Regions from separate parts of the Homo sapiens genome. Here region 2 is linked to region 1. Evidence: read pairs that join two places in POLR2A ChIA-PET (ENCODE). Cell type or tissue: PC-9. All regions are shown on one strand. Links, peaks and the distances in the headings refer to the core of each region. The heading gives the core; the rest is flanking DNA.

Region 1 (16,446 bases), core at 6,052-10,051:
CAAGAGCGAAACTGTCTGAAAAAAAAACGTAACTTTCAATGAGTTTTGGCAAATGTGTACAATTGCGTAACTATCACCTCAGTTAAGATAAGGACAATTCCATCACCCCGAAAAGGTTCTTCATACCTTTGTGTAGTCAGTCATGCTCCCCTTACCCCCTCACCGACCTGATGTCCATCTCAGTAATTTGGCCTTTTCCAGAATTTTATATGAATAAAATCATGTAAAATGTAGCTTTTTTTTTTCTTTTTTTTGAGACAAGGTCTCACTCCTGTTGCCCAGGCTGGAGTGTAGTGGCAAGATTTCAGCTCACTGCAACCTTGACTTCCCAGGTTCTTGTGATCCTCCCACTTCAGCCTCCCGAGTAGTTGGGACTACAGGCACAACCGCCACACCCAGCTAACATTCTGTATTTTTATAGAGACAGAGTTTTGTCATGTTGCCCAGGCTGGTCTTGAACTAGGCTCAAGCAATCCACCTACATGAACCTCTCAAAACGCTAGGATTTCAGGCTTGAGCCACCGCGCCCAGCTTGTGCTAAACTTTTAAACGTTATTTCCTTTACTATCTCAGCTTCCTCCTCCTCCACTCAGCCTTCTCTGCGAATTGCTTTATATGGACAAAACTGGGACCAGCAGCAACCTCCACAGCTGCCCCAACCCCACCACCAGACCCTTGTGTGACAACAGTCCCCAGGGTCATGGGTCTGGATCGTTGACATTCTAATCTTATTGGTTCTCTGCAACACTTTCTTTGGGTTATTTCTCTCTTTTTTTTCCCCCACCTCTTAGGACACAGAAGCTCTTTCTTCAGATCCCCCCCACTTATAGCCCCCTCCTCTCCTCCTCACCTGTTGGCCCTCTGCCCTGGCAGCCTGGTTCCCCAGGGAATCCATGCACAAGGGCCTCCCTCCCTTCCATGCACTCCTCCCCTTCTGCACAATCTTCCTCCTCTCTTCTCATCGTCTGTCTTCTATCACCTTGTTTTCTGTGCCCAGGCCCTCTCGTGATCTCATTTGCCACAGATACACCCTGCTGCCCAGCTCCTGCCCGCAGGCATCATTTGATCGATGGGTTTGAGGTTTGTTGACAGTTGGGGTTTTTCTCTCTCAGTGAGGAAGAAGCAAGAAACCTCAACACTGCAATTTCCTCAACTCCCAGTGACGGTGACAAATTCTGAGGCTCCAGGGCGGGGGCTGTGTCTTCACATGCCCTGTGGAGTGTTGTCCTCACAGTGGTAAATAAATAAGGAGGTGAAAAGGTAAGACAAGAGGGAGCAGCATCTGTGCTTAGGGGCAGGGCTCAATTTGTCTGATGTGGGAGGACCTCAAAGGTGTCTCTCTTCTCACCTAGGCCAGACATTTGCAAGCTGACTGCCCTAAAGGAGCTGTACACACCTTCTTCATCCACCATGTGCCTTAGCAAAGGGTCACACCCAGGGAACTGAAGCTCTCTCTGTGTCTCTAGGGGTGGGAAGGCAGTGTCTGTGGTTATCCACCTCCATTCAGAGCCAAGTGAGTTCAGACTGCTGGGTTCTCGTCCTAAACTCTTTCACCGACTACCCCTGAGGCCTTGAGCAAGTGACCTAACCTCCTCCTCGTGCTTCTGTTTCCCCATCTTTACAATGACAGTCGTCATGGGGACAAATTCACTGGGTTGTAGTACAGATGGAATGAGAGCAAGCCGTCGCGCAGAAGACGTGCTCAACAAATGGAAACCACTGCTATCATTTTCATTCTTATTATCTCAATTTAGGAAACAAGGATCCCGACATTGCAAGCTATTCCAGGTGAAGCTAAAAAGAAGATAATCCCCAAGTCTCTGGGTAAAGAAACTCACTGCCACCCTCAATCAAATCAAAGCCAGATTCCGTGATGTTGGTAGTGAAGGGGAAGTCCCCCCAGGGGTGGGGTGGAGTGAGGTGTGGCTTTCCTTACCCATTGGTGGTACCAGTGAGACGAGGGAGAAATCTCCCAGGAAAGGTGAGCCTTGGAGGGCAAAACACAGCCAAGAGATCTAACCGCTTTTCCCATGTGGAGAGTCTCCTGCCAGCCAGAGCCAATCTCAGGAAATATGAGTTCGATTTTATTAAGGAAACCAACACGTTTCCTTCTGTCTAATGTAGCCTCTGTGTTATTCACATTGTTGGCTCCCAGGATGTGAAATGTCATCCTAGTACAGAACCCAGAAAAGAGTGGGCTGAATGTCTCTTTAGAGAGCTTTAGCCAACTATTTAAAAAAGTGGAGTCTACCTTCCTAACAGAGTTAATAATCACATGCCTTTATAGGAAGCAGTAGTAATAGTTGTGGTAATAATAACAGCTGACTTTTTCTCTTAGCAGTTGCAGTATAAGGTTCATAACCATCCTGTTAAGATGGTATTATTTATAGTCATCACTCAGTATCTTGCTGGGATTGGCTCCAGCACCCCCTTGGATACCAAAATCCACGGATACTCAAGTTTCTGATATAAAATGGTATAGTATTTGCATATAACCTAGGCACATCCTTCCATATACTTTTTTGTTTCTTTGTTTGTTTGTAACAGAGTCTTACTCCTTCGCCCAGGCTGGAGTGCAGTGTCATGATCATAGCTCACTGCAGCCTCAAACTCCTGTGCTAAAGCAATCCTCCTGCCTCAGCCTCCTGAGTAGCTGAGACTACAGGTGCACCACAGCACCAGGCTGATTTTTTTTTTAAGTTCTTATAGAGACAGGGTCTTACTAATGTTTACGAGGCTGATCTCAAACTCCTGGGGCCTTAGGCGATCCTCCTGCCTTGGCCTCCCAAAGTACCGTTATTACAGATATGAGACACTGTGCCTGGCCAACTTTCCTATACTTTAAATCATCTCTAGATAACTTATCATGTCAAATATTAATACAATGTAAATTCCATGCAAATGGTTGTTATACTATATTGTTTTTATCTGTATTATTTTTGTTGTATTGTTGTTTTTATTGTTGGGTTTTTTTCAATATTTTCTATCTGTGGTTGGTTGAATCCACAGATGTGGAAACTGTGGATATGGAAAGCTGACTGTATTAGAATTTTATAGAACAAGAAACTAAGGCTTCATTAATTTAAATAGCCTGCTAGGATCATAAAGATGGGAGGCATTCTCCAACCCTTGTTTGATTCTGGATTTGAACTTGGGTCAGCTTGAATTCAACGCCAGAGTGCCTAACAGTATTTTGTCTCTTAGAGGAGTCTAGATTGCAACTGCATTTCAACCTAGTAAGAAAAGCATGTATAAGATCTGCTTTCTTTCTGATCTCCTCTGGGTATTTGTTTTCTTATGAAAGTCTGAGAAAGTCGCAAAGTTCAGCCCCAAAGAATGAACAAGTGGTTCATTTCTGCCCCCTAGAGGAGGTAAGGAAGGTCATGGTTAAAATGAGTGTTCAGAATCGCAATAGATCCAGCCCTGCAATAGAGCCAAACCTAAAAACAAACTACTTTCAGTTCATGAAAGGGAGGTGATAATGGGTTAGGGATTATCTGGATCAAGAGTGAGAACAGTGTATCAGGGTCCTGCCTGGATATATACTGGATATATATATATATATAGTGTGTGTGGAGATATATATATATATATAGTGTGTGTGTGTGTGTGTGTGTGTGTGTGTGTGTGTATATATATACAGCTTGCATATATATATATACAGCTTGCATATATATATATACAGCTTGCATATATATATACAGCTTGCATATATATATACAGCTTGCATATATATATATATACAGCTTGCATATATATATATATACAGCTTGCATATATATATATATATATACAGCTTGCATATATATATATATACAGCTTGCATATATATATATATATATATACAGCTTGCATATATATATATATATATACAGCTTGCAAATATATATATATATATTTACAAGTATATATATATATATATATATATATATATATATATATATATATACACTGTTCTATCAGGGTCCTGAATAGACTCATTCTAGTCTAGTATTCAGACTAGAACTTTCATCTTTAACATGTGCCCCAAATGATTCTTTCACTAAGGCAACTTTGAGAAACAGGTGCATATAATTTATTCATCCAGCAAGGGCTTGAATAACACCTTCCATCCACAAGCCACTGTTACTAAGGCATTTGCTGGACCCCAAGGGAGTGGAGTCCACATCCCTGTCCTGAAGAAGCTTGGTCAATTACACTATCTCTCAGGGCCTTGCCTTTGTTATTGAGAAAATGGCTCATCTCTAAATGGTGTGAGAGCCAGGAGACCCATGTTGGACGTGCAGACAGGGTGCACTTTACTTAATCTCCTTGGACCTCAGTTTCCTTGTCTACAACATCAGAGGGTGAATACTCATCAAGCTTCCTCCTGTGGCAAGATTCTGAAGTTCCCAGGCCCTGTGGAGAGCGTACAGGGAAACCTTACTTAGGTGACCTGCTTAGGAGTCTGGTCTCCATGACTGTGCAGATCCACCTCCTGCCAAATGGCTCATGACAATCCCAGGAGCAGGCTGTGGTCTCCCTGATCCTGAGGTTCAGAGCTTTTGGTGTTCCCGTCACTGGCATTCACGCCACACTGTAGGAGCCTTCTTTTCATTGATGTAAACTCTGTTCACAAAAAGGGTCTGGGGAAAATAAAGTTGATTTGGAAAAAGAAATTTCTCTAGAAACCCAAATAAGGCTTCTTATTTCTAGAAACCCCCAAATAAGACTTCCTGAAATGTGGAGTCAGATGAACCAGCCTTTAAATCCTAGCTCTGTTACTCAATAGCTGTGTGATTTGAGGCAAGTCATCCATTTTAAACTTGGTCTCTTCATCTGTGGAATGGACATAAAAAGAGTACCCAAAGCTGGGTGTGGTGGCATGCACCTGTGTTCTCAGTGACTTGGCAAGAGGCTGAGGGAGGAAGGTGACTTGAGCCCAGGAATTTGAGGCCGTAGTGCACTACAATCATGCCTATGAATTGCCACTGCATTCCGGCTTGGGCAACATAGTGAGACCTCATCTCTAAAAATATATAGGTATAATAGAATAGTTTGTATCTCACTGAGTCATGGTGAAGATTAAATGAGACTAGACTAATACCTGGTGCATAATAGGTATGCTGAAATATTTCCTTTTTTTTTTTTTTTTTTTTTTGAGACGGAGTCTCGCCCTGTCACCCAGGCTAGAGTGTCGTGGCGCGATCTCGGCTCACTGCAAGCTCCACCTCCTGGGTTCACGCCATTCTCCTGCCTCAGCCTCCCGAGTAGCTGGGATTACAGGCGCCTACCACCACGCTCGGCTAATTTTTTTGTATTTTTTAGTAGATACGGGGTTTCACCATGTTAGCCAGGATGGTCTCGATCTCCTGACCTCGTGATCCGCCTGCCTCGGCCTCCCAAAGTGCTGGGATTACGGGCATGAGCCACTGCGCCCAGCCTATTTCCTATTGTTATTACGATTAATACTGCTGATGCTAGTTTTACCTTCAGAGACTGTTACAATTGGAAAATAAAGAAACAGTTCATAGTCAGGACCCCACCCAAGGATTTAGCACCCAAATCACTCCAGAGAACTCCAGCTCGACCTTGGCAGTCATCCAGGATGCCACATGTCCTCTCACTCTTGTTTAAAGATGTCCTAATAGAGCCAAACTTCTTTTGCCAAATTTCTCAAAATGAGTCCTTTAGTGGATCCTTGGGCTTATAGTACCACTACCACATCATCCAAGGGGCATGGCCATCTGGGTTTGAGGTTACAGAAAAAGAGAGGGGCCTAGGACCAGGGCCAAGGCAAGCTCATAGACACTCCTTGCAGGAGCAAGGTCAACAAGCAAGACCCATGAGGACTGAAATAAGGATCTACTTGACACTCAGATTGACTGCATTTGGAGAGCCAATAATTGCTGCCTTTGCCCTTATAATAAACTACAGCTTTTGAAGAAAATTTAAAAACAAAATAAAATCCACAAAAACATGCAGGCATTGCTGGGCAGCAGCAAACAAACATACTGGATTGTTCAGAAAGACTGCTAAGATCTTAAGAGCAAATTGTTTATAAACTGCAGAGAAAAGTTGTAATAAGAACTGGCTTCAGCACTAAAACACAGCTTTTGATTCTCCACCATCTCACTCCAACCCAAGAGAATAGCAGCAGCTGTTAGGTGTAAGGGAGCCTGTGGGCCTATTTAGGGGTGAGGGTAAGGTATAGAGGGGCACAGGCTCTCATCTCACAATTAACAAAGGGCCCCACATTCTGGCTTTTGACATTAGCTCCAGATGACAGGTCTGAAAGAAGCAATGTTCAGGATAGAACTCTCAACTTGTGTTCCTCACTGCCTGTAGAGCACTGTAAAATATTTAAAATGTACCCTGGAATTATCATGCAAAAACACATTACCTTTACTATTTTTTTCTGTGATAGAAGTATTAATTTGTCAAATGTAAACATTTAAAATACACCACAGTAGCATGCACCTGTGGTTCCAGCTACTTGGGAGGCTGAGGTGGGAGGATTGCTTGAGCCCAGGAGGTTGAGGCTTCAGTGAACCATGATCGCGCTACTGCACTCCAGCCTGGGTGACAGAGTGAGATTCTGTCTCAAAACAAACAAACAAACAAACACACAAACAAAAAACACCACCGCTCTCACCATCTTTTGGTGGGGGGTGTTGGCATTTCTTCATATTTTAATATACTAGGAACCTCAAAAAAATGGAAGTAACTGTGGGTCACTCTTGTCTTCTGAGAGGCCCTGGCACAGACCTGGGGATGGGAGTGAAGAATCAGGGCAGCCCTGGATGTAACTGTCTCTCCTGCAGAAGTGGTTGCTCCCTAGTCCAAACAGGTTTTTATCAGAATCTCTTTACTTCTCCATAAGAGGTAAAGATCAGTCCTCACCTTCTCATTCACCCACGGAAGAGACGCATTGCAAGGACAAACCCTGAAAATGTTGCTGGTCCAACCAAACTGACAGGGCCCCTGAGTATATCCACAAGAGGAGTGCCTGGCACCAGCTCTACACCCATCTTAGCAGGGTATGAACCACAGACAGCACTTTCCTGGGGGGAGGGATTCTTGACTGTTCTACACCATGTCCCAGAGAATACCAACAAGTTTTCTTTTACCTCTTATGTAAACTTCCAAAGCCTATGATAAAATAAATCAAAATTCTAACCCAAGCATTCACCATCTGCCCCATCACCATATAATTAAGATGATGTACTTAGCCTTGAAATACAGAACTTTTCTGTTAGCCTGTCACAAAAGGTTCACAGTTTCCCTCTCTGGCTTGGATATGGTTTGGATATTTGGCTCCTCCAAATCTCATATTGAAATGTGATCCCAGTGATGAAGGTGGGGCCTAGTAGGAGGTGTTTGGGTCATGGGGGCAGATCCCTTATGAATGGCTTGGTGCCCTCCCCATGGTAATGAGTCCTCACTCTATGAGTTTGTAGAAGATGTGATTGTTTAAGACAATGTGGCACCTGCCCCGCACCTTGCTCCCTCTCTCACCATGTGACAGGCCTCCTCCCCCTTTGCCTTCCATCCATGACTGTAAGCTTTTTGAGGCCCTCCCTAGAAGCAGATGCCAGCATCATGCTTCCTGTACAGCCTGCAAAACCGTGAGCCAAAAGAAACCTCTTTTCTTTTTTTTTTTGAGACAGAGTCTCACTCTATTGCCCAGGCTGGAGTGCAGTGGCATGGTTTTGGCTCACTGCAACTTCCGCCTCCCGGGTGCAAGAGATTCTCCTGCCTCAGCCTCCCGAGTAGCTGGGACTACAGGCATCCACCACCATGCCTGGCTAATTTTTGTATTTTTTAGTAGAAACCGGTTTCACCATATTGCCCGGGCTGGTCTCGAACTCCTGACCTTGTGATCTGCCTGCCTCAGCCTCCCAAAGTGCTGGGATTACAGGTGTGAGCCACCATACCCAGCTACCTCTTTTCTTTACAAATAACACAGTCCCAGGTATTCCTTTATGCCAACACAAAGGAACTAACACAGACTTCCTCTCTTGAAGTTAATAAAAATGGATGATGGACACAATCCAGCCAGAGTGCTGGCAACCAACACCCAGTCACAGATAAATCACAGCTACACCCTTTTCTCACACGGGGTGCCAACATTGCAACCTTTAGATGCAATCTTTTTTCATGAACTGTAACCAGCAGGAACATCCAGGAAGAATTACAGAGTTGATCCAGAGCTCCCAGAGTTTCTGTCTTTTTCAGTGATGAATCACTCACTCGATAAATATATTTTTAAGGCAGTATTTTAAAAATTGAGGTATAATATACATAACATAAAAGTCACCATTTTAAAGTTTACAATTAGTTTTCTCTCTGTGTGTGTGCGTGCATGTGTGTGTGTGTGTGTGTGTGTGTGTGTGTGTGTGTGTGTGTGTTTAGACAGGGTCTCACTCTATCTTCCAGGCTGTAGTGCAGTGATGCAATCATGGCTCACTGCAGCCTCAACTTCCCAGGCTCAGATGATTCTCCCACTTCAGCCTCCTGAGTAGCTGGGACTATAGGTGCATGCCACCACCCCTGGCTAACTTTTTTGTGTGTTTTTTTGTATGGACTGGTACTTTTTGTTACTTAGGTTAGTCTCCAACACCTGGGCTCAAGCAATCATCCTGCCTTGGTCTCCCAAAGTGCTGGGATTACAGGCATGAGCCACTGCACCTGGCCTATGTGTTTTAATATATTCACTGTCTTGTGCAACCATCCCCACTCTCTAATATCAAAGCATATCTGTTATCACAAAACAAAACCCCATACCCACTATAGTTACTCCCTATTACCTCCTGCCCTTAGTCTCTGGTAAACCATCAATCTACTTTCTGTCTTTATGGATTTGCCTTTTCTGAACATTTCATGTAAATGGAATCATGTGATAAGTTACCTTTATTTTATTTTATTTTTTTGAGATGGAGTCTGGCTCTGTTGCCCAGGCTGGAGTGCAGTGGCACAATCTTGGCTCACTGCAATCTCCGCCTCCTGGGTTCAAGCAATTCTCCTGCCTCAGCCTCCTGAGTAGCTGGGATCACAGGCACCTGCCACCACGCCTGACTAATTTTTGTATTTTTAGTAGACATGGGGTTTCACCATGTTGGCCAGGCTGGTCTCGAACTCCTGACCTCAGGTGATCCACCTGCTTCCGCCTCCCAAAGTGTTGGGATTACAGGCATGAGCCACTGCACCTGGCTGATAAGTGACCTATAGTGTCTGGCTTATCTCACTTAAAGTCTTCAAGGTTCATCCATGTTGTTGCACGTGTCAGCACTTCATTCCTTTTTGTTGTCAAATAATATTCCATTGTATGGATATATAACATTTTATTTATCCATTCATGAGTTGATGGACACTTTGGGTTGTTTCCATTTGGGGCTATTATGAGCAATGCTAAGATGAATATTCACGTGCATATTTTTGAGTGAACACGTGCTTTCAATTCTTCCGGATATACACCTAGAAGTGCAATTGCTGGGTCTTATGGAGCTTCTGGGTTTGCTGAGGGTATAGACAAGGTCACAGAACAAGAGCAAAGATACTCTGAAAGCACAGAATCCAGGCCCTGTGGTATAAAAACACACACTCCAATAAACTAAAATGAAGTACTGGTAATTTAGTGGATTTCTGAAAGTTCTTACCATTTATGGGCAGAGAAACTACATACAGGGGCTCTGGTGGTCTTTGAAATAATTTACTGACAATTTAGGCATGGAAATGTGAGTAGGTCATAAAGTTTGAGGAAAATAATAATTTTGGATGACTCTCTTTAAGTACAGTCATGGGCCAAATAGCAACATTTTGGTCAATAATGGACCGCCTACATGACAGTATTATGATGGAGCCAAAGAATTTCTATTGCCTAGCGACATCATAACATCTTAGTGCAACACGTTGCTTATATTTGTGGTGATGCTGGCATAAACGAACCTATTGCACTGCCAGTCGTATGAAAGTACAGCACATGCAATTATTTACAGTACATACTACTGGGTAATGATAAACAGCTATGGTACCGGTTAATGTATTTATTATTCCATACTTTTTATCATTATTTTAAAGTGTACTCCTACTTATAAAAAACATATTTTGGCCGGGCATGGTGGCTCACGCCTGTAATCCCAGCACTTTAGGAGGCTGAGGCAGGCGGATCACGAGATCAGGAGTTCGAGACCAGCCTGGCCAACTTGGTGAAACCCCCATCTCTACTAAAAAATTACAAAAATTAGCCAGGCATGGTGGCAGGTGCCTGTAGTCCCAGCTACTCGGCTGAGGCAGGAGAATTGCTTGAACCTGGGAGGCAGAGGTTGCAGTGAGCCGAGATCACACCACTGCACTCCAGCCTGGGCAACAGAATGAGACTCCGGCTCCAAAAAAAAAAAAAAAAAAAAATCCAGTTAACTTTGAAATAGCCTCAGGCAGGTTTTTCAGGAGCTATTCCAGAATAAGGCACTGTTATCACAGGAGATGACAGCTCCATGCATGTTATTGCCCCTAAAGACCTTCCAGTGGTACATGTGGAGGTGGAAGATGGTGATACTGATGATCCTGACCCTAGGCAGGCCTAGGCTTATGTGGGTGAGTGTGTCTTTGTTTTTAACAAAAAATTTTTAAAGTAAAAAAAAATTATAAAAATAGAAAAAAGCTATTTTTATAATTAAGATATAAAGAAAAAAGCAGCTGTACAATATGTTCATATTTTAAGCTGTTATTACAAAAGTCAAAAGTTTTTAAAAATTAAAAAGTTTATAAAGTAAAAAAGTCACAGAATGCTAAGGTTAATTTATTATTGAAGAAATAAATTTTTAATATAAATTTAGTATAGCCTAAGTGTACAGTGTTTAAAAGTCTATAGTAGTGGAATGTCCTGGGCCTTCACATTCACTCACCACGCACTCACTGACTCACCCATAGCAACTCCAGTCCTGCAAGCTCCATTTATGGTAAGTGCCCTATATAGGTGTACCATTTTTTATCTTTCATGCTGTATTTTCCTATACCTTTTCTAGGTTTGGATTTTTTTTTTTTTTGAGACAGAGTCTCACTCTGTTGCCCAGGCTGGGGTGCAGTGGCGTGATCTCAGCTCACTGCAACCTCTGCCTCCTGGGTTCAAGAAATTCTCCTGCCTCAGCCTCCCTAGAAGCTGCAATTACAGGCGCGCGCCTTACGCCCAGCTAATTTTTGTATTTTTAGTAGAGACGGGGTTTCACCGTGTTGGCCAAGCTGGCCTTGAACTCCTGACCTCAGGTGATCTGCCCGCCTCAGCCTCCCAAAGTGCTGGGATTACAGGTGTGAGCCATGGGGCCCAGGCCGGTTTAGATTTTTTTAGATATACAAATACTTACCAATGTGTTACACTGGCCTACAGTATTTAGTACAGTAACATGCTGTGCAGGTTTAGAGCCTAGGAGCAATAGGCTACACCATAGAGCCTAGGTGAGTAGTAGGCTATGCCATCTAGGTTTGTGCAAGTGCACTCTATGATATTCACACAAGGACAAAATCGCCTTTTGGGGGACACATTTCTCAGAATGTATCCCCGTTGTTAAGCGACACATGACCATAGTTGAAGAAACTCTCAGGCTGGCTTCTTCCTTCTTGAAAGGGATTCGGGGCCATGCCTCTTTAAGACCAAGGAGAATTGACTCCCTTCCCCACCTGCCCTCTTGCCTTCCTGACTCAGACCTTTGCAGCCTTCCCTCCCTTGCAGCTGTTCCCAACGTTTACTGTAAAAAAAAAAAAAAAGAATGCGCTATTGTTTAAAGTGGCAATTAATTGTTCAGCCTCTCATGGGAAGGAGGGAAGCTCTGAAAATGTTAGTCATTAATGCCCAGTGATGGGAAGGTTCACTTTGACCTCAGGAGGTTACAACTGCCATATTTCAAATGGCAGATTTTGTAAAGTTTCATTCCTGTTGAATTAATCTAAAGTACTTCTACTTTGATTAAGGCACCAGGCTGGGTGCTGTGGGGAGGTACGTAGAAACACAAAGGCATCCAGCCCCATCCATCCCTGTCCTTAAGAAAACATCAAGGGAGGAGAAGAATATTGCACAAAGGTAGCCTGTGGGACCTGCAGCACTCAAGGGTCTGTGTCCCAGCATAAGGGACAGAGTTATGTTGGGGAGAAGAGAATTCTCCTTAGGCCGGGCTGGGTGCTCCAGGCTTCATGATGGAAGAGGGGCTGAGGATGGGCAGGCTTTAGACAGGCTTCCAGCAGCGGGGATGGCATTCTAGACAGGGCAGGTGACAGATGCAAAGGCCCAGGGGCAGGACTTTAAAAGATATAGTGGGTCTGGGCTGGGCCCAGTGGGTCATGCCTCTAATCCCAGCACTTTGGGAAGCCGAGGTGGGTGGATCACCTAAGGTCAGGAGTTTGAGGCAGCCTGACAAATACGGTGAAACCCCATCTCTACTAAAAATACAAAAATTAGCCAGGCATGGTGGCATGCGCCTGTAGTCCTAGCTACTCAGGAGGCTAAGATGGGAGAATTACTTGAACCCAGGAGGCAGAGGTTGCAGTGAGCCGAGATCGCACCACTGCACTCCAGCCTGGGTGACAGAACAAGACCCCGTCTCAAAAAAATTAAATAAAATAAAATAAATAAATAAATAAAATAAAAGATATATTGGGTCTGAAATTCAGGTTCCTGAATAAGGCTTTGTTTAAAAGAAAAAAAAAAAGCAGCTGGGCACAGTGGCTCACACCTGTAATTCCAGCACTTTGGGAGGCCGAGGCAGGTGGATCACGAGGTCAGAAGATCAAGACCATCCTGGCCAGCATGGTGAAACCCTGTCTCTACTAAAAATACGGAAAATTAGCCAGGCATGGCAGTGTGCGCCTGTAGTCCCAGCTACTCAGGAGGCTGAGTCACGAGAATTGCTTGAACCTGGGAGGCGGAGACTACAATGAGCCGAGATCACGCCACTGCACTCCAACCTGGGCAACAGAGCGAGACTCTGTCTCAAAAAAAAAAAAAAAAAAAGAGAGAAAGAGCACCTTGAAGGTTCTAGTTTTTATTGAATAGCCCCAGTAAAGCCTGAGATTTATCTTTCATCTCTAAGGAGAGGCCCAACTATTGGGGTGCAATGATTAAAATGGGAACACCATAGGGCACTCAAGTTCCTTTTTCCATGCATCACCTTTGGCGTGGGAAACACCCTAGCAGCTGAGAGCCCCGTGATGCAGATGACTACAGACGTGTTAAAAAGGGCTCACCTTTGACTGACCCTGACAGGTGCTGGATTCCTAGAGGAACTGGGGCCTCAGCTGAGGTCTTTGGGGTGGTAGACCCCCTTTCTCCTCCACACACAGCGATCCTACCTATTACAGGTAGCATGGGCTTTTTGTCTTGCACACATCATTTCGTCGTTGGTTAATTCATTTCTATACTCGTCAGACCTTCTCTGTTTTCTCCACAGGAATCTTTGGAATTTCTCTGCTCTCCTCCATTACAGCAGTGGTTCTCGCCAGATAGACTACTGCCCACTGGGATGTGTTTTAGAAATTTGTAGGTGTTTTTTTTTTTCTTTTTCTTTTTTTTTTCTTTTTTGAGATGGAGTCTTGTTCTGTCACCAGCCTGGAATGCAGTGGCGCGATCTCGGCTCACTGCAACCTCCACCTCCCGGGTTCAAGTGATTCTCCTGCCTCAGCCTCCCGAGTAGCTGGGACTACAGGCATGTGCCACCACACCCAGCTAATTTTTGTATTTTTAGTAGAGATGGGGTTTCACCATGTTGGCCAGGATGGTCTTGATCTCTTGACCTCATGATCTGCCCGCCTCGGCCTCCCAAAGTGCTAGGATTACAGGTGTGAGCCACAGCACCTGGCTGTAGGGGCTTTTTTTTTAGTTGTTTCGGTGATGGAGAGGGCATTATTGGCTTTAGTGGGCAGAGACCAGGACGGCCAGAAGTCCTCCTGCAATAGGCAGAAAAGTTTCACAAGAATTGTCCCATGCCCCACAGGACTTTTATATATCTAATATTTGAGTGTTACATGTTCCTACTTATAACCACAGCACGACCATAACAATTAGGAAATTGACACTGATTCGATAATACCATCGAATCCACAGACCCCACTTTATGGGTCCAGCATCCAGACTAGTATCACAGGTTGGATTTAGTTGTCACGTCTCATTCGCCTCCCTCAATCTAGAACAGTTCCTCAGACTTTTCTTATCTTGCATGACCTTGACATTTTGAAGAGCGCAGGGATGTCCCTCACTTTGGATTCATCCGATTGCTTCCTCACGCTGTATATATTTTTGGCAGGAACACCACAGCAGTGATGCTGTGCTCTTTTCAGTGCATCACATTAGGAGGCTCACAACATCGATTTGTCTCTTGCTTGTAGACACAGAGGGGCTTTTCACAAAAGACTTGGAATCATATATGGGGAAAAAAACAACAACTGGGAATTCTGTGCAACAAACCCTCTAATAATACACCATGAGCAATGGGCCACCTAGCAGTGGCCAAAGCCCGGTCCACAGAGGAGTAACGTTGTCACTGGAAGGGTAGTAGGACAGAACTTCTCCCAGGGAGAGAACCTGAGTGCTTAGAAGGAATTCTTCAACAAGCCACCTGAAGAAGAGGGTAGGACCCCACAGGGCATTCTCAAATAGGTGAGAGAGTAAGGAGGTGGATGCAGGGTAAGAACAAAAGGCAGCTGACATGAAAGGGAAGAGGAAAACAGGGAAGCCAGGAAAAATGGGCTGGAGGACAAGAGAACAATGGAAGAAACCAGCAGCATCCAAAGACTTCAAAGTTTCTGCTTCATTCACTTCACAGGGGTTTATAAAAGAAGTGTGAGCTGGGCGCAGGGGCTCACTCCTGTAATCCCAGCATTTTGAGAGTCTGAGGTGGGATGGTCATTTGAGATCAGGAGTTTAAGACCAGTGTGGGCAACACAATGAGACCCTGTTTCTACAAAAATTTAAAAATTATCTGGGTGTGCTGGTGTGCATCTGTAGTCCCAGCTACTCAGGAGGCTGAGGCTGGAGGATTGCTTGAGCCCAGGAGGTCGAGGTTGTAGTGAGCCATGATCGTGCCACTCCACTCCAGCCTAGGCGATGGAGTGAGATCCTGTTTAAAAAAAATTTTTTTTAAGAGAAAAAGTTTATGTACAATATACTTCTTATCCACTGGACTTGGAGCCAAATAGCCTATCTTAATCCTAGATAACCGGGTAAATTAATCAGTCTTGCTGAGATTCAGTTTTCTTACCTGTTTAAAAAAAAAAAAAGGAGAAAAAGCAGGATATGGTGGCTCATGCCTGTAATCTCAGCGTTTTGGGAGGCTGAGGTGGGAGGATCATTTGAGCCTTGGAGTTTGAGATCAGGCTGGGCAACGTAGCAAGACCTTGTCTCTACAAGAAATTTAAAAGAAAAGGAGAGAAATCCCTTGCAAAATGACTCTAAGAACTCCATGAGACATCTAGTCATATAGTCAGCTAACACAGATTGCATGTCTACTGCATGGCACCACTGTTCCTCATGCTGGGGATACAGCAGATGACAAAACGGAAAAGAATCCCTGCCCCGATGAGGCCCACATCTGGTGGGGCAGCCTACCAGACTATTCTCTGAGCTGTCAAGCACTGTGCACATTTAAGAAATTACTCTATTCAAAGGTAATGGTGAGAGTGACCCGTGTAAAACAGATGGGGAAACTAAGTCACAGAGGTTACAATGGTAGTGTGTCCGGAATTGGTGGGTTCTTGGTCTCACTGACTTCAAGAATTAAGCCGCGGACCCTCACGGCGGGTGTTACAGTTCTTAAAGGCGGCCGTGTCAGGAGTTTGTTCCTTCTGATGTCTGGATGTGTTCGGAGTTTCTTCCTTCTGGTGGGGTTTGTTGTCTCGCTGGCTCAGAAGTGAAGCTGCGGACCTTTGCAGTGAGTGTTACAGCTCTTAAGGCGGCGCGTCTGGAGTTGTTCCTTCCTCCTGGTGGGTTCGTGGTCTCGCTGGTTTCAGAAGTGAAGCTGCAGACTTTCGCAGTGGGTGTTACAGCTGATAAAGACAGTGTGGACCCAAAGAGTAAGCAGTAGCAAGATTTACTGCAGAGTGAAAGAACAAAGCTTCCACAATGTGGAAGGAGACCCCAGCAGGTTGCCGTTGCTGGCTGGGGCAGCCTGCTTTTATTCTCTTATCTGCCCCACCCACATCCTGCTGATTGGTAGAGCCAAGTGGTCTGTTTTGGCAGGGCGCTGATTGGTGTGTTTACAATCCCTGAGCTAGACACAAAGGTTCTCCACGTCCCCACCAGATTAGCTAGATACAGAGTGTTGACACAAAGGTTCTCCTAGTCCCCACCAGAGTAGCTAGATACAGAGTGTCGATTGGTGCATTCACAAACCCTGAGCTAGACACAGGGTGCTGATTGGTGTGTTTACAAACCTTGAGCTAGATACAGAGTGCCGATTGGTGTATTTACAATCCCTTAGCTAG
Region 2 (16,446 bases), core at 7,016-11,015, 1.5 Mb before region 1:
TCGCCTTCTTTTTAGTGGGCTGAGGCCAATAATTGGCAGCTGCCTGCCTTTAAGGTTCTACTCTTTCTCTTACTTACCTTCTTGCAGACTCCCAGACTCCTATGTTCTATCCTGCAAGGGCTGAAGGGGCAGAGAAAGAGGAGAGGTAAGGGGAAAGGAAATCTCTGACTTGGCTGAGCAGCTTTTGCTCTTGGTGGAGAGTGGTTAAAACTCATTCTTTCTCTCCTGGGATATGCAAATACACTTGTCACTAGTGATCTCCCACATGCAAGTCTTGGACTATAAGGGATGCTGTCTATTTCCTAGGCAAGCTGTTTCCCTCGTACCCATGGCTCCCTGGTGGCCCACCAGCCGAATGCTGGAGCTGACTTACAATACAATCAGCTCACAAAAGCTGACTGTGCATGTCCATTCCCAACTCCAGAGAGACTTCAGACAGGTGGCTGGAAATTGGCCACGAGGGAGTATTTACACCCAAGAAATTGGCAAATGCAAAAAATCAGAGCCTTTTTTTTTTTTCTTTCTGGAGAGCTGGTTCTTAAACATTTACCAGCACATCACTGAGTCCACCCCATCCTGGCTCGTGCTTTTGGAGTCCCACTGCTCTCCAAGGCAGTCTTCATGGGCAGGATTTAACCAGCTCTGGCCCAGCTTTCTCTCCCTCCTATGTCTACAGGAAAGCCATCTTTTGTCTTACCAAGCTCTGTGAGGACTATAGGCAGATCCCAAGGTAACAGTGGCAGCTACTTTCTCCAAAGAATCTCTTCATCACATTTTCTGCCCTCTTCACACTTTGATTGTTTTTTAATAGCCTTTATCTGGCAGGGAAAAAGGGGCAAGTATCATGGAACCAGTTAAACTGGTCATTTCCTTTGGAAACTGCATCTGGGGAGGCTGTCTCACACTCATTTTGATATTTGACGTATATGGACTTTGTTTTAATTCCTCTTATTCATCCATGTGTCATTCTGGGCCAGGTTATCATTCTGGGGCTTTCAAAATGCTGGGGAAGCAAGCATTGTTCCATGTCATGACAATTAGAATTTGTGCTGTCCAATATGGTAGTCACTGCACTCCTGTGGTTAAATGTAAGTTTAAATTTAAAAAAAGTAAGTAAAATTTAGTTCCTCAGTTGTACTAGCCACATTTCAAGTGCTTAGTAGCCATATGTGGCTACTGGATTTTTATTGGACAGAAGATTTCCAACACTGCAAGAAGTTGTATTGGACAGTGCTGATTTAAATGGACTTCCCCGTGAGAAGTTTAAAATGGCAAGGATATGATATGATAATGAAGGAGAGTCCTAATTCAAAATAAGTGCCAGTGCATATTAAGATCCTTAAAGTCTAGTTTGTACAGGCTACACAGCATTTCATAACTAAGATTCCACTGTCAAGCACCAGAGAGGGACAAGATACTGACGTTGCACCATCTTGTAGCCTTTGGCTGCAGCACCACAGGAAATGAACAGATTCCTTGGCAAATGTCATGAACATTTGCAAATTTTGATATGTATACTCTTGACTTTGACACTTGCTTTTAAAATATGGCTGTCTGTTTGACAATGTCATCCTTCAACTGTTTTAGTCTGCCTGGAGGTGAAAGTTGGGATGTGGGGCTGAGAAGAGGAAGCTTGGGAATGTCAGCCAAGGGGCATTAAAAATTAGTAGAGCCGGGTGCGGTGGCTCACGCCTGTAATCCCAGCACTTTGGGAGGCAGAGGTGGATGGATCACCTGAGGTCAGGAGTTTGAGACCACCTGGCCAACATGGAGAAACCCCGTCTTCTACTAAAAATACAAAAATTAGCTGGGCCTGGTGGCGCGTGCCTGTAGTCTCAGGTACTCAGGAGGCTGAGGCAGGAAAATCGCTTGAACCCAGGAAGTGGAGGTTGCGGTGAACCGAGATTGGGCCATTGCACTCCAGCCTAGGCAACAAATGCAAAACTCCGTCTCAAAAAAAAAAAAATTAAAAAAAAAATTAGTAGTTTCAGTAAAGCCCAAACTTTATAGGCTCCAGGAAAAATTTTCTTCTTACCAAGTTATATGGGAATTTTGAAGATTATTAGACATAATACAGGGATTTTGACTTTATACCATCTTGACCAGATTATTTGTAATTCTAGTGAGTGGATTTTTGTTCTCACTGTAGGCTGTGGATTTTCTGCAATGATGAGTAAAGGGAATTGACGCTCATGTTTCAGAATCCATGTATGAATGCATATATGTTTTGAGGTGATCAAGCTAGCTCTGATCACCAGTTCTGAGATCTGAGCAATGGGCCATGCCTGGGTAATACCTCAGAGCTAGCATCATCAGCATTACTGTGCAGTAGTTTGAGGCCCCCATAGACAGAGTGCTTGAGTGAAAAATGGCTTTGGTCTTGGAAGCGGCTTTCTGAGGGCAACCCCTCAAGTCCAGTTCTTGAGAGGCTTGTGTAAGCTGTGAGAAATCTTTATAACCTGGAGCAGAGACAGCAGTGAGGCAATTTTGCTGAAGTATGTAGGCTTAATGGTCTAGATATTGTCATCCAGAGTTATGAGGCTTTTCCAAGGCTGACGGCAGTGCAAGGCCTGATGGCAGAAGAGGAAGTCAAGGTAAAGAAATGTGAGGAGCTCCAGTGGTAAATCAGGGAGCTCACCCTAAATGTGGAAGAGCTGGGCTTGGCCTGGAGAGGCACTTTTCCCCTAGAATACATGAAAGTCTTTCAAGAAAGATCACTAAACCTTTGTGAGCAAGAAGCAAATGACCTAAAGATCACTTACTTGGAGGTTGATGGGTTGATGGGTAAATGGAAAATGATTGTAGTTTTTCTTTCTCTCTCTTGGATGCAAATATGGAATGATGAAGTTGTCTGAGTTTCTAGACACCATGCAACAGCAGCAGCTCCGTCCTCTATTTGTTTTGGAAGACCAATACTTTTCTTTGCCTTTTTTGGGAATATAGAAAGAGAACATAGTTGCTCTTAGAGAAGTTCAAACATAAATCAGCTTGTATACCTTGAAGTTTTGAGGTTTTTTTCTTGTTTAGTTTTAAAGAGAGAATATTCATCAGTGTCTGCCTGGAGGAAGCTTTGGGAACGCATCTTAGCCAGCTGCCCCCAGGCTCCTGCCTAACCTGGAGTGGATACCCGTATGGATGCCTGACTCTGCAGATATGATATAAAAACTTGGATCCTAAGTCAGGATACCTTAATTTGTTTTAAAGTCCCTTTTACCACTGGTCTCTAGTACCTGAATCTATTGCCCTGGTTCTTTATGGGGATCTTTTACTTACTCTTTTCTCACTTCCATTGGGAAATTGAAAGATTTCTCTTCCGTATTTCACATTTTGCTATATTTTAATTTTTTCCATACAGACTCCATCCCTGTGTTTTCAATATCTGGATGTCTGGGTCCCAGATCCTCACCTGGAATCCGTGGGCCACTGATCATCTGTTTCTATAACTGTTAGAAAAAAGACACTGCATTTGCTATGAACCCAGACTTAGGTTTGCTCTCTTTAGGATAGTATTTTGGAAACACCAAAGGGAAGAAAATAGATTTACACCAAATGTTACTTTAATCTTTAGTCACGAATACAGCCGTGCACCACAGAATGACATTTCAGTCAGCAATGGACTACATATGCAACAGTGGTCCCACAGGGTTATAACATCATATTTTTACTGTTCTTCTATGTTTAAATATGTTTAGATACACGAATACTTACCATTGTGCTCTGCTGCCTAAGTATTCAAGACAGTAACATGCTGTACAGGTTTGTTGCTAGCAATAGCCTATATCATATAGCCTAGGTGTGTAGTAGGCTATGACATCTAGGTTTGTGTGAGTACGAGCTGTGATGTTCGCCCAGTGATGAAATCGCCTAATGATGAATTTATCAGAATATATCCCCATGGTTAAGCAACGCGTGACTGTATTTCAAGAACACTTATTGTAGGCATTAACCTATGAGAATATAGAAATGTATGAGACTCAACTCTATCCTTAAACAACTTAAACTTTAGTTAGATACATAAAACAGAAGCATATGAAAAATTAAATGAGACCAGTATTAATAGCCAGTGTATTAAATGCCTACTGTGTGCTAGGTGATTTACAAGCATTATTTTAATCGTCACAATTACTCCACAAGGTATGATTATCTGCATTTAACAGATGGTGACCCCCATGTCTTAGAGACGGTAAAAACTTTCCAAAGTTTACTTGGCTAGCAAGGAGAGGCACCAGGGCCTGTCTTCAAAGTCAGAACTCTTTCTGCTGAAATATATTGACTTTATATTTGTTCATTTTAACAAAAATAGAGATTATTGAGATTATTGCTGTGTACAATATCGATGCTTGGTAAAAAGTTATAAGGAATTCTAAGGAGGGAAAGTGTTCTGTGGCCTGGGATGGTTAGGGAAGACTTTGAGTAGAAATGGAGTGATTTGATCTAAGATCCAAAAAATCAGGAGGATTTGCCTAGGGAAGAGGAAAGAGAGACCAGCCTACCTAAAGGAGGACGGGCTTGAGCCACAGCCTTCTGGAGCCATCTTGAGGGATGCACTGGGAGGCGCAGCTTAGTCTCATCTCAGTTCCAACTGAGAGACTCCACAGGGCTGGAGAAGTTTTGGGGATAGGATGGAGTTATGACTGTTAGCCCCATGGTTGGGTTACCTTTCAATGCCCAGGTTTGTTCCTGGAAGGATTTTCTTAGTTTGTGTCTCCCATGGCAATATTTATATGGGCACGGGGAAAACACATTTTGGGGGTGTAAAACAGTGTTGGTATCCCACTTCTTACTGGTGCAAGTTATGGGGCCCGAGAATTGCCTTAGAGGTTGAATAATTACTGGGTTTTGGGTTTTATAGTTCTCTTAAAATCTCTTCAGGCTTTGGGTCTATGTGTATGCTTCTGATCCAGAGCCAAAGTTCTTAACAACACAAAGCTATTGAGCCCAAGAAATGCTGTCTTTCTTTTTTAATTGAGACAGAGTCTTGCTCTGTCACCCAGGCTGGAGTGCAGTGGCACAAGTTGGGCTCACTGCAACCTCTGCCTCCCGGGTTCATGCAATTCTTCTGCCTCAGCCTCTCCAGTAGCTGGGATTAAAGGTGCCCACCATCACGCCCAGCTAATTTTTGTATGTTCAGTAGAGACGGGATTTTGTCATGTTGGCCAGGCTGGTCTTGAACTCCAGACTTCAAGTGATCCACCTACCTTGGCCTCCCAAAGAGCTGGGATTACAGGTGTAAGCCACCGAGCCTGGCCCAAGAATTGCTGTCTTTCAACCAAGGGCCTGTGCTCTGATGTCTCCCAGATTGTCAGAATAATAATTTTGGGGCACCATCTGTAATCCTACCCCATAATCCAATCTTCCCCACCTTCATCTTCGCAACCACCTCAAAAAGGTTATCATCATTATGCTAATTTCACAGACAGAATAAGACACCAATGGAAAGGAGCAGAGGTCTTCAGGGTTCTCTCTCCTTTCTAGGTTGGATGAGGCCCTGGAACACAAGTTCTCTAGGGAGTCCCCAGGTACATTCCACAAAGTTCTGGTCCACCTTTCTTAACAACAAATCTTCTGCCTTTGAGGTTTCTCTTCATGCCATCCTTCTGCCTTTGATCTGAGAAAACACAGGCCCAGTAAGTGTCAGGCCTCTGGACTCATGGATCCTCCTTTTTAGAAGTGGTCAGTAGGGTGTGAAGCTTCAGAGAGTGCTCCTGGCCCCCTATGCCTGTCAGAACCACAGGGAATAAATCCCCTCTTGGCCCAGCAGTAATCAGCTCATGCCTTGGAGCATGAAATTTGATTAGCTCTTTATCTCAGCTGCATTACTTGGACTGTTATTATGAGTCATAAAATTTACAAACCCCCATCCCACCCACCCCTCTGTCAGTGTGACACTGGTGTAGGACTTGGTGACCTTTAGGGAACGGGAGCAGGGCTTTGCTCTTTTTTATTTCTATGAATTTGCATATACAGACCAAGGTCATACTGCCACAAAAGGAGACTTACTTCTTAGGGAAATCCTAAGAGTTACTGAGGTTACTTTTTGCCCCTTTGGTATACCATTCATACGGGGGAGGGAAATGGTATAGGTATGCATAATAAGACATGCCTATCGTATTTGCAATGCAAATTCTGTCCTAAATTAGAAAAAGAGCTACATTTACTCTGTAGAAATGAGTTGAGGGTCTGTATCTGGAAATAGTAGCCTATACTGATTTCCCAAACTGATTTGCAAATTAGAATATTCTAGAGCACTGTTAAAAAAAAAAAAACCACGTATTTCAAGCCCCTACTTCCTACCTTTTGCATTGGAATCCATATTTCTGAGAATCCAGCCAAGGAGTCTGTATTGATCATGTTGGACCAGCATTTTGGGATGCACTCATTAGCCTCCATTTGGATGCCTAAGGATCATGCATGTCAGGGCTTGGGTGCCTTGTCAACAGACAGAGAGTCAACAGACAGTCTGTGCCTTGTCAACAGACAGACAGTCGCTAGGATTCAATAGGCATGAAGGGCCAGAGAGAGAGTCCTCCTGAGTTGTGTGAGAACAGACACTGTAAGAGGGAGTAAGGAGTCAGGATGGAGCCTGCCCTCTTGTTCCTGAAAGGCCACAGGCCCCTGCCTGACAGCTTCTTATGCCTCATTCTCTGCCTGTACACAGCCCAGCCTATTCAGGTCAGGCATCTGCCATGCTGACTGGTTTCTGTATTTTGTGATCCAAATTCTTTGGCTTTTCTGTGTCGTGGGTTCAATCACAGCCAAACTGACTGAAACTGAGAAAGCCAGGTCAGTGAGACTCCCAGATCTCCCTTTCCAGGCCTCTGAAGATCTTTCTCATTAAGAGATAAGGAACAGGCTGGGCACAGTGGCTCATGCCTGTAATCCCAGCACTTTGGGATGCTGAGGCGGGCGGATTATTTGAGGTCAGGAGTTCAAAACTATCTTGGCCAATATGGCTAAAACTACAAAAATTAGCGGGGCATGGTGGTGGATGCCTGTAATCCCAGCTACTGGACAGGCTGAGGCAGAAGAATCGCTTGAGCCTGGGAGGTGGAGGTTGCAGTGAGCAGAGATTGCGCCACTGCACTCCAGCCTGGGTGGCAGAGCAAGACTCCATCTCAAACAAAAAAACAAACAAAAAAAGACATAGGGAACAATGAGAATGACAGGCCCATTGCCCAACATGTTCAATACACCATCAAAGAACAACATGCCATTTTAACAAGAAACTTTTATATGGACCAGAAGGAATCATGGTGGCATGACCAGCACATTCTCTTGTAGTCAAGATGCATGGGAGGTCAAGTCAGAATCCGTAATTTTTATGGCATTTATTGTTCATCTCTTCATTCATTAAAAAAGTATTTATTCAGCACATATTATGTGCCAGGTGCTTTGGGACCTTGGTACTGTTTAGGTGCTTAGAATACTTTCATGAAAAAATTAAAGATACTTGCTTTTAAGGAGCTTGCATTTTAGAGGAGAGATGGGGGAAGATAGACAATAAACAATAAATAAGTTATGCAGTATGTTAGGAAGTGATTACTTCTGTGGAGGGAAATATGTTAGGGTAAAAGGGATTGAGAATTCCAGGGAGGTAGATTGCAGTTTTGAATAGGGTGATCAGTATGGTCTCATTGAGAGATAACATGTGAGGAAAGATGGAAGGAGGGTAGATATGTGTTGGGAGAGCATTCTGGACAGAGACAACAGGCTAAGAAAAGGCCCTAAGGAGGGAAAACGCCATTAACACTGGAATGGGTGAGTGAGGACTGATAATGATGGCAGAGGCCATAAGGACACAGCACATGGGAACTTGTAGTCATTTAGACTTTGGTTTTTTACTCTAAATGAGATGGAAGTCAAGGCAAGGTTGTAACCAGAGGGATGATATAATTTGACTTGCTTTTTCATTAATTTTATGTTTAATTTTTATTATGTAGACAAATAATATTATCACATAATTATATTATTATATAATAATATACTTTGTTACATTATAATATAATATTACATAATAATTATATTATTGTGCAATAATGTCAATTATTACATATTTTATGTAGACAATTTTATATTTATATTTTTTATTTATTTTTTAAGCTAAAAAAGCAGACAAAATAGTATAACAACCCTTCATGTGCCCATTACCCAATTTTACAATTATCAACTCATCAATATTTTATAGACTCCCCTTTCACTTCCCCTCCTCCCTGAATTCCAGATATAATATCATTTACTCAGTAAGCACTTCCATTATGTAATGTCTTTTTGATTGAGGTACAATTTACAAAAAACTACAGCTTCATGAATATTTTCATACCCTTGTAACCATTATTCAGATCAGGATATAAAACAGAGTCTTTCCAGCACTCAAGATTCCCTTGTTTCTCAATCCATAACCCTACCACCACTATCCAAGGTAGCCACTATTTTAACTCCTATCATCAAAGATTAATTTTGCCTGTTCTTGAATTTTTTTGTAGAAAGAATCATACAGTATGTAGCCTTTTGTGTCTGACTACTTTAGCTCACCCTTTTGCCTGAAAGATTCATCGATGTTGATTGTTTGTAGCAGAAGTTTGTTGTTTTTTACTGATGTGTAGTATTCTGATATTACTCTTCCACAATTTATCCATTCTGTTGACAGATAGAGGAAAGGTCCACTCCAACATGAAGACACTGGGAGGAAAGAAAGAATAATGAAGGAAGCTAAAAGTGGAATCACTGGGATAGGAGAAGAAACAAAGAAAGTCCATCCAGGAAGCCGGTGAGTAACAGTGAATCGGGAATGGAGACATGATGAGTCATGCCAAAGGCTGCTGGTCAAACAAGTTAGATAAAAACAAAAAATAAGCATTAGACTTAGGAGTGTGTAGGTAACTGGTAACCTTTATAAGAACAATTTTAAAGACAAGAAACTGATTGAAGGGTTTCAGAGAGAATGAGAGGAAAGTGCTTGATTAGAATATACAGCACTTTTGAAGCGTTTGGTAGGAGACAGAGCAAAGAAATGGGGCCAGAGCTAGGGGAAAAGTAGGGTTAGGAGAATGTTTATTTGCTTTAAAGATAGAAGAAATAATAGTATGCTTGCATGCTCATGGTAATGATCCAGTAGGAAAAGAAAAACTGAAGATATAAGAGAAGGAAGCGAATTGCTGGAGCAAAATCCTCAGGTAAGTGACAGAGTTGAGATCTAGTGCACAAGTGGAAGATTGGCTTTAAATAGGGAAAGGACATCCACCATGCCTTAGAGACTGAAAATAGTTGTGGGGGCAAGATTGGTAAGCACTGATATCCAGGTATCTCTGACTTTGTCAGATTGGGAATAAAGATGTAGTCTCCATAAGAGCCAAATCTTAACGTCTGTGAGCCCTCTGCTTGCTGCTGGAATCTCAGCCTTTTCTCCCAGTAGATTTAGAGACCCCGGGATGCTGCTTATACTTGTCCCCACATGAATCCTGTTTATTAATAGCTATCACAGGTAGATAAACTTCATTCAAACCCTGACAGTTCTACAAGGCTCAAGGCCAAAGCTCCTTTATCCCTGCTGTAAATAAATATTCCTTCTTAGTTATGCAAAGGTCCCAGAGCGGAGTTGTTTATGCAAACTGTTTCTCGAAAGGCACACATGTGACACTGGCAGAGCTGGATCAGAGCAGATTCTGGTGTCAGTTGCTGCACAAGGCCAAGAACCACTATTTCCTCCCAACATCTGATCTTAGCATTAGCTTGGGCTCATCATAGCTCGTCTTCTTCCCTGTGGTGAGTTAGGTCTCAACACCTCCATTATTGCTTCATTTAAGCTGGTTTTCACTAGTCTTCCTGCTCCCCACCAAACTGGAGCGTGATAAAGACAGACAAAGGACAGAGAAAGACATTTGTCTCCAGGCACCAGCCTATGTGGGCACCAGAAACACTAAATGCAAATTTCAGTGCTGTAGCAGCAGAGAACAGGGAGGGAAGGAAAGCACAAGCACATTCCACTGTCCCTGGGCATCCTACACCCTCTTCTTGCCACTGCACCAAGTCCCACCATCTGCTAAGTCCACCAGCTGTGTTGTTTCTAACTGAACCCCACAGTTTGAGTCTTTGCCCCAGTGATTTCTCAGCTTTTATGTAAATCAAGGGTCTGAAATGTATGTATTGGAGGGAGTGGCATGACCTAACTCCTCCAGCTTCTATTCAGTCAATACATATGGAATCAGAACAAGGAATGCTTAAGTGTGTAGCGGTGTGAGGCTAAGATGGCTGAAAGGATTTTTCAACAAGGGAATCTGGACCACGTAAGTGTCTCTCTTTCCAGGACACTGCTGTCGTAGGCACTGCCGGTGGCTGTCTTTATTGCTTTTCTTCTGAGTGTCACGGCTGATCAGCCGACATTTGCGTAGGCTCACTTTTCCTTTACTCATGTTAATTAAGTCAAAGGTGTCATGGCAAAGTTTTGCTGGCCAAGATGCCAGAATTTTAGAAAGGATTTAACTCCAAGAATTCTAGAACTTTTATGTTAATTAAAGTATTCTGTGGGACAAAAATTGATGAGGCTTGTAAAAATCACCAGAGGAGGAGACTCAGTGCTCTTTGACACCCTTTGCACATTTCTTAGATGAGTCATGCATCTCTTAGTGGAATTCAATTAGTTTGCTCTAAATGAAGTTATCAATCTGCCTTTCTCTGGCCCCCAACATATACATTGATCATAATGGAAATTACAGGGTTGCAACATCATAACACTGCTGTTACTTGTCAAGGATGACCATGAGTGAAAGTCCTGTGGATCTGGCCTTGTGGGAGACACGTCTTCTGCTTCATGGTCTCTTGTTGGGTCTGCTGGTCTGTTAGGTGTTTCTCTCCCTGGCTGACTCCTGGGAGACTGACTTGCAAGAGATTCTCTATTCTCTGTGCCCTGTAGGGTGATGGGGAAAGCTAGGCTTCAAGTAGCCACAGACTGAAACATCTATTTCTGCTGCTTCTTTTGGTCAGGAATCCTCCTCCTTTGTACCCTATGTCCAGATCCTGCTGACTCAGCCTAGATCTCTCTACAACAGAGGGACTATGGGTCACTGTGATAGCATTTACCTGGTATTCCCTCAAATAACAGATTCAGACAAGACAGCAGAATTTCTTCCTCTGACATATACATCCCTGGGATAGATAGTTGGGTAGTGCATACAACTTTCCACTATCCTAGTGTCATTCCCAAATACACATCCATTTGCAAGGTGTGGCAGCAAAAGGTTTTCAAGTAAGACAAATGCAGATCCAGATTCCAGTTTTGCCACTCATCCTGTGACGTGAGGAAAATCACTTTATTCTTTACATGGGAATAGTGGTTAACGGTTAAAGTGGTAGCCATTTGTGGGTTCACAAAACCAGCACGGTCAATCCCCTCCACAATCCTCTGAGGCTGCTGTAGTACCCCAATTCTACCAACAAGGAAAGGCAGCCTGGGTAAGGAGAAGAGGGAGGACCAGGTTTGCCTGTCCAGAGCAGTGAAACTGGGTCTTGTCCCAGGCTTTATGGAGAGAATCCCAGTGTTCTTTAAATTTTTTGGTTGTCACAACTGCAGGGTGAAATGTTCCTGGCATCTAGTGGGTGGAGGTCAGGAATGCTTCTAAACACACTACAAGGGTGCATGGGACAGCTGCTCACAATAGGGAATTATCCAGCCAAAATGTCAATAGAGCCAAGTCTGAGAAACATGGCAATGGCAGTAGACCCAAATATGACCTCATCGAAGATGGGTGAAAGATGTCCCCCAATTTGCTGAGTTCACTTGAAAAGAATTGTATTTTAAGCATATGCCAAGCTGCAGAGAATACTAGAATGTTCCTCTTGGCGTTTCACCTTGGCATTGGCTCACTTTGCATACATTCCTCTTTGCATAGGCTCACTTTTCTTTTACTCACGTTAATTAAATCAAAGGTGTGATTGCAAAGTTTTGCTGGCCAAGGTGCCAGAATTTTAGAAGGGATTTAACTTCTTGAATTCTAGAACTCCATACCATACACATAAAATAATTGCAAGTAGATCACATATCTAAATGTAAAAGCCAGATTATCATTTAAAAAACTGATAAATTAGATTTTATTAAATTAAGAATGTCTGCTGATCAAATCACATCAAGAAAGTTATTAAGCAACTGTGATGGTTAATATTGAGTGTCAATTTGATTGGGTTGAAGGATGCAAAGTATTGTTCCTGGGTGTGTGTGTGAGGGTGTTGCCAAAGGAGATTAACATTTGAGTCAGTGGGCTGGGAAAGGCCACGCACACTTAATCAGGGCTGCCAGTGAGGCCAGTATAAAAGCAGTCAGAGGAATGTGGAAGGGCTAGACTGGCTGAGTCTTTGGGCTTTCATCTTTCTCCCGTGCTGGATGCTTCCTGCCCTCGAACATTGGATTTTGGACTCTTGAAGGACTTATACCAGTGGTTTGCCAGGGAATCTTGGGCCTTCAGCCCCAGACTGAAGGCTGCACTGTCAGCTTTCCTACTTTTAAGGTTTTGGGACTCAGACTGGCTTCCTTGCTCCTTAGCTTGCTGACAACCTATTGTGGGATGTCACCTTGTGATTGTATGTGTCATTACTCCTTAATAAACTCCCTTTCATGTATACATCTATCCTGTTAGTCCTGTCCCTCTAAACAACCCTGATTAATAGAGCAACTAATAGACTGGAAGAAGATATTCATGATACAAATGTCTGACAAAGATCTTGTATCCAAAATATATAAAGAACTATAAGAAAAAGAAAATAAATAAACCGTTTTTTAATTGAATTGATCTTTTATAAACAAATATTTTATAAAAGATTAATTCAGATGTCTAGTAAGCATATGAAAAGGTGTTCAATAACATTCATTAGGAAAGTACAAATTCCCATACACACCAGAATGGCTAAAATTTTTTTCAAAACTAATAATACTAAGTGTTGGTGAGGATGTGGAACAATTAGAACTCTCATACATTATAGGAGGGAGTGAAATCAGTTCAACCACTTTGGAAATATCTATTAAAACTAAATATTTGTCTGCCCTATGACACAGCAGTTGCACTCCTAGATGCGATGCTCCTAGGTATATATTCACGAGAAATGAGTTCACATGTCCAACAGAAGACGTGCACAAGAATGTCCACAGTAGCCCCAAGCTGGAAACAACTACTGTCAACAGAATGGATAAATGTGGTATAGTCGTATCATAAAATAGTACATACATCAATAAAGAATAACAAACTTCTACATACAGTTACATCAATGTGAAACAGCTTGCTGTGACGAAGAACAGAATTCTAACAAGTAGGAAACTCTTGGGTAGACAATTTAAAATATAGACCTGTATTAAATTCATGGAATAAACTAAACAATTTTATAAAGGAAAAGACTATATTAGAAGTTGTTTATATATTTCATAGGCTGTAACCACTAGTGTGCTGTATGACAAGACTTACAATTTCTAGGAACTATTTGTATATTAGATTCCCTGATAAAATAGTTCATGTCTTTTTGTAAGAAAAACTTCTAATAAATGTATTTGTCAGTGGGTAGTGTAGTTTATGGACATCTGGCAGCAAAATCACCAAATTTCAAACTAATAACCCTTGTAGCATCAGATCCTTACACATTTTACATGTTGTTTTGAGATTCATAGATTCAAATACATTCACTTCCCTCAGCTCATGAGAGTAAGGCTCATATTTTTCATGGCATATTCAGAGGTCTCAATCGTAAATTCTTACACAAATTCCAAAGGCAATATTTTCTTTAGACCCAGGGCATGTATTAGTATTTCCGGCTGGAGTTAGGTGAGATAACTCTCTAAAAGTGATGGCAGAATATTAAAGAGGCAAGTAGAGAAATCTCATACTTGGAAGCTACTTAAGTGAGCTTGTTTCCAACATCGGTGATTCTAATACCAATGATGTCGAATGTTTCCCACTGAGGTGGCCACAGGAGTCTCCATGAGGAGGGTTGTTTTTGAGTTGACATTTGAAGAAAGACTGGAATTCTGGTGGAGAAAAAACCACCTAAGTGAGGGAAATGGCATAAAGCAAAGGCCAACGTCTTGGAAGTAAAAATATAGTTGAAGGAGAGTAATTTAAAGTACAGTGTTTATGAAGGAAGTATTCATGAAGAAAAGTAGTTGGAGATAAGACTGGAAAAAAGCGATTAAGATCAGAGTTTTGAGAACACAGATTAGGGCTTTGGGTGTTTAAGGGGGCAGAATCATGTAATTACTTTAGCAGGGTGGGAATAGCTTTCTTTAAAACTATTTTTGAAGTCTCAGCCAAATTATGAAGTCTAAGCTTCCATAGTCTGATGAAGAACAAGTGAAAAGCAGAATCCAAAGGAGTAGTTAAGTTCTGGTTGGCAGGAGTTGGGAAGACGGTGGAGGAAAGGAGCTCCAGCCTGTGATGGGCACAGTGTGCCAATGGCGGGAGTCACGCTGGGCTGCATGAGGCAGGCGTGCACCTTGGATTGGCTAGGGTGGAGGTGTCAGCAGTTCCGCCCCAAGCCCTGCCTGACTTGGCTGTGGTTTCCTAGTGTTGGCCTGAATATCCCCGGAGAAAGTGAGCTTTCCTGTTGGCATTCCTCACCTCTGACTTGAACTTGGCTCCTCCTCTGGAAGCAGAGATTTCTCTGTGTGATTATGCTAACTGGCAGATTTTAGAACATTCTCTGGGTCTCTCTTCACTCTTCAGTCTTGTATATATGAATCTAGATAAACCCTCTTTTCCATTATGGGACCAGGAGAAATCGTTGCTTGGTTAAGTGTAAGTGGAAAAATACCAATGAATTGGATTTGTGGTAGGTAATTTACCGTTTTGTCTTCCTGATTTCCCTTCTGCCCTTCTCTGGCATTCCCTTTCCTTAGGGAAATGCACAGTTTTCTATTCCATGCGGTTCTGGTGGGACTGTCACTGCTGGTGCTCTGCTTCAGAAGCCACAGGTGTGGGCATGTGACCAGAGTCTTGCAAATCATGGTGTCCCATCCTCCAGGCCACAGTGATTGGACTAAGATGCAAGCATGTGACTGAAGCAGGACCAATCAGAATCCTTCTCTGGGACTTACTGGATCTGCCACAATAATGCTTAGAATTTTCTGCAGTAAAGATCGTTCTTCAGTTAGAAAGAATGAGGCCACCACACTGAAAGAAGCAGAGCTGAGAGGGAGAGAGACCTGATAACTTCCCTTTGTGTTCCCAGATCTCAGTATGTGGGAGCCTGTTCCCCTACTGTCCCCTCTCCCCAGTACCTATTTCTTTTTTGCTTGAGTTAGTTTGAGTTGTATTTTGGTCACTTCAACTTAAAAACGAATCCTGATTAATATAAAAGTTGTTTCTTGGTCATTTGCTTTATTATTGGCTTCAGCTTTATAACTTTCTTGGTCCTACACAACCAGCAAAGCCTTTTGAGAATGAGACCCTCTGTAGTGTTCATTTAAGCTTAGTACAGGAGGTATCCTTACAGATGTGACATCTTTTTAATGTCTCCTGGCTTTGTATTCTCAATTCTGTGGAGTTATGCATCCCTAAAGACATCTCAAAATACTTGCTAACAACATAGACAGGGATACCTGCTCTTTGGGTCTAGTTTTCCAGCAAGGAAAATAGATTTTGTAGAGTATTTCTGAAAAACAGATGAAAATTGTGATGATAACATACATTAAATACTAAAAAGAAAAGTGGTTCAGAGAAAAGGCATTATATCTAAGAATATCATTAAGGTGTTCCATTATGCAGTAAATGAAGTGCAGTTTCACACTCCATCAACTTATGTTTAAGACGCTGTGTGCGTGTGTTTGTGTGTGTGTGTATGTGTATAAAACCTTGCTACAGAAAATGGGACAAACTAAAGCCACTACAAAACCTTGAATCTTTATATTAGGAAAAGGTTTCACTCGTGTGTGTGTGCCTGTGTGTGTGTATACACAAGGAGTTCTTAAAGTGTTCTAGTAATACACTTCCTGTCAGAAACATTGTTGTTATCCTAATCCATGCATGCTCAGCTGTGAGTGAGTTGGGACAAATGAAAGGGGGAACCAGGAAAATGTCCCTGAAATGAGATCATCTGAACCAGCCTCGCCAGTCAAGATGAGTGACTTTGTGGGGCAAGGCATGGCATTAGGAGTGGCCAGGCCCCTGGGATGATGCCTGGGTCTGCAGTGGCAGCACTGTGGTTCTGAGCGGTTCTTCTCTTTGGAGCAGGACTTCAGGTGACAGCTTGCAACTGAGGTAGAAAAGCTGTGCAAAGCTGGTTAGCCCAGCAACAGCAGGAAAGAAAAGCGGTCCAGGAAGAAATGAGACAGGACACCATGCTGTCTTCCCCTTGCAATGCTCAGATCTAGTAATGCCTCCCATGAAGTCAAGTTTGCCACAGTGACTTCAAAGTGTAGCCATCTGTCATCTCTACAAAAAGCCTGAGGACATGAGGGTTAGTGGAACATGCCAT

What was found. Peaks named below come from ENCODE experiments on the same cell type or tissue, not always from the same donor. Only the 100,000 strongest peaks of a DNase experiment are listed, where the experiment ranks them.
Region 2: POLR2A ChIA-PET joins it to region 1 with 6 read pairs; 1 of 35 experiments calls an interaction of 5 or more read pairs at or near these places.

The regions. Positions count from the first base shown.
Region 1 is chr14:64,658,624-64,675,069 of GRCh38, reverse strand. No RefSeq gene overlaps it. Among named protein-coding and RNA genes, the nearest start is that of PLEKHG3, 38 kb to the left of the region's middle. In PC-9, for the core only: no CTCF peak of the experiment used is centred there; a DNase peak (open chromatin) is centred at 8,109.
Region 2 is chr14:66,110,141-66,126,586 of GRCh38, reverse strand. LINC02290 (long intergenic non-protein coding RNA 2290) reads right to left here and starts at 14,956. Exons shown (of 7, transcript NR_184247.1): 1 at 14,816-14,956; 2 at 8,533-8,679; 3 at 3,274-3,443; 4 at 2,763-2,926; 5 at 698-818. In PC-9, for the core only: no CTCF peak of the experiment used is centred there; a DNase peak (open chromatin) is centred at 8,796; H3K4me3 peaks cover 465 bases; H3K27ac peaks cover 1,236 bases.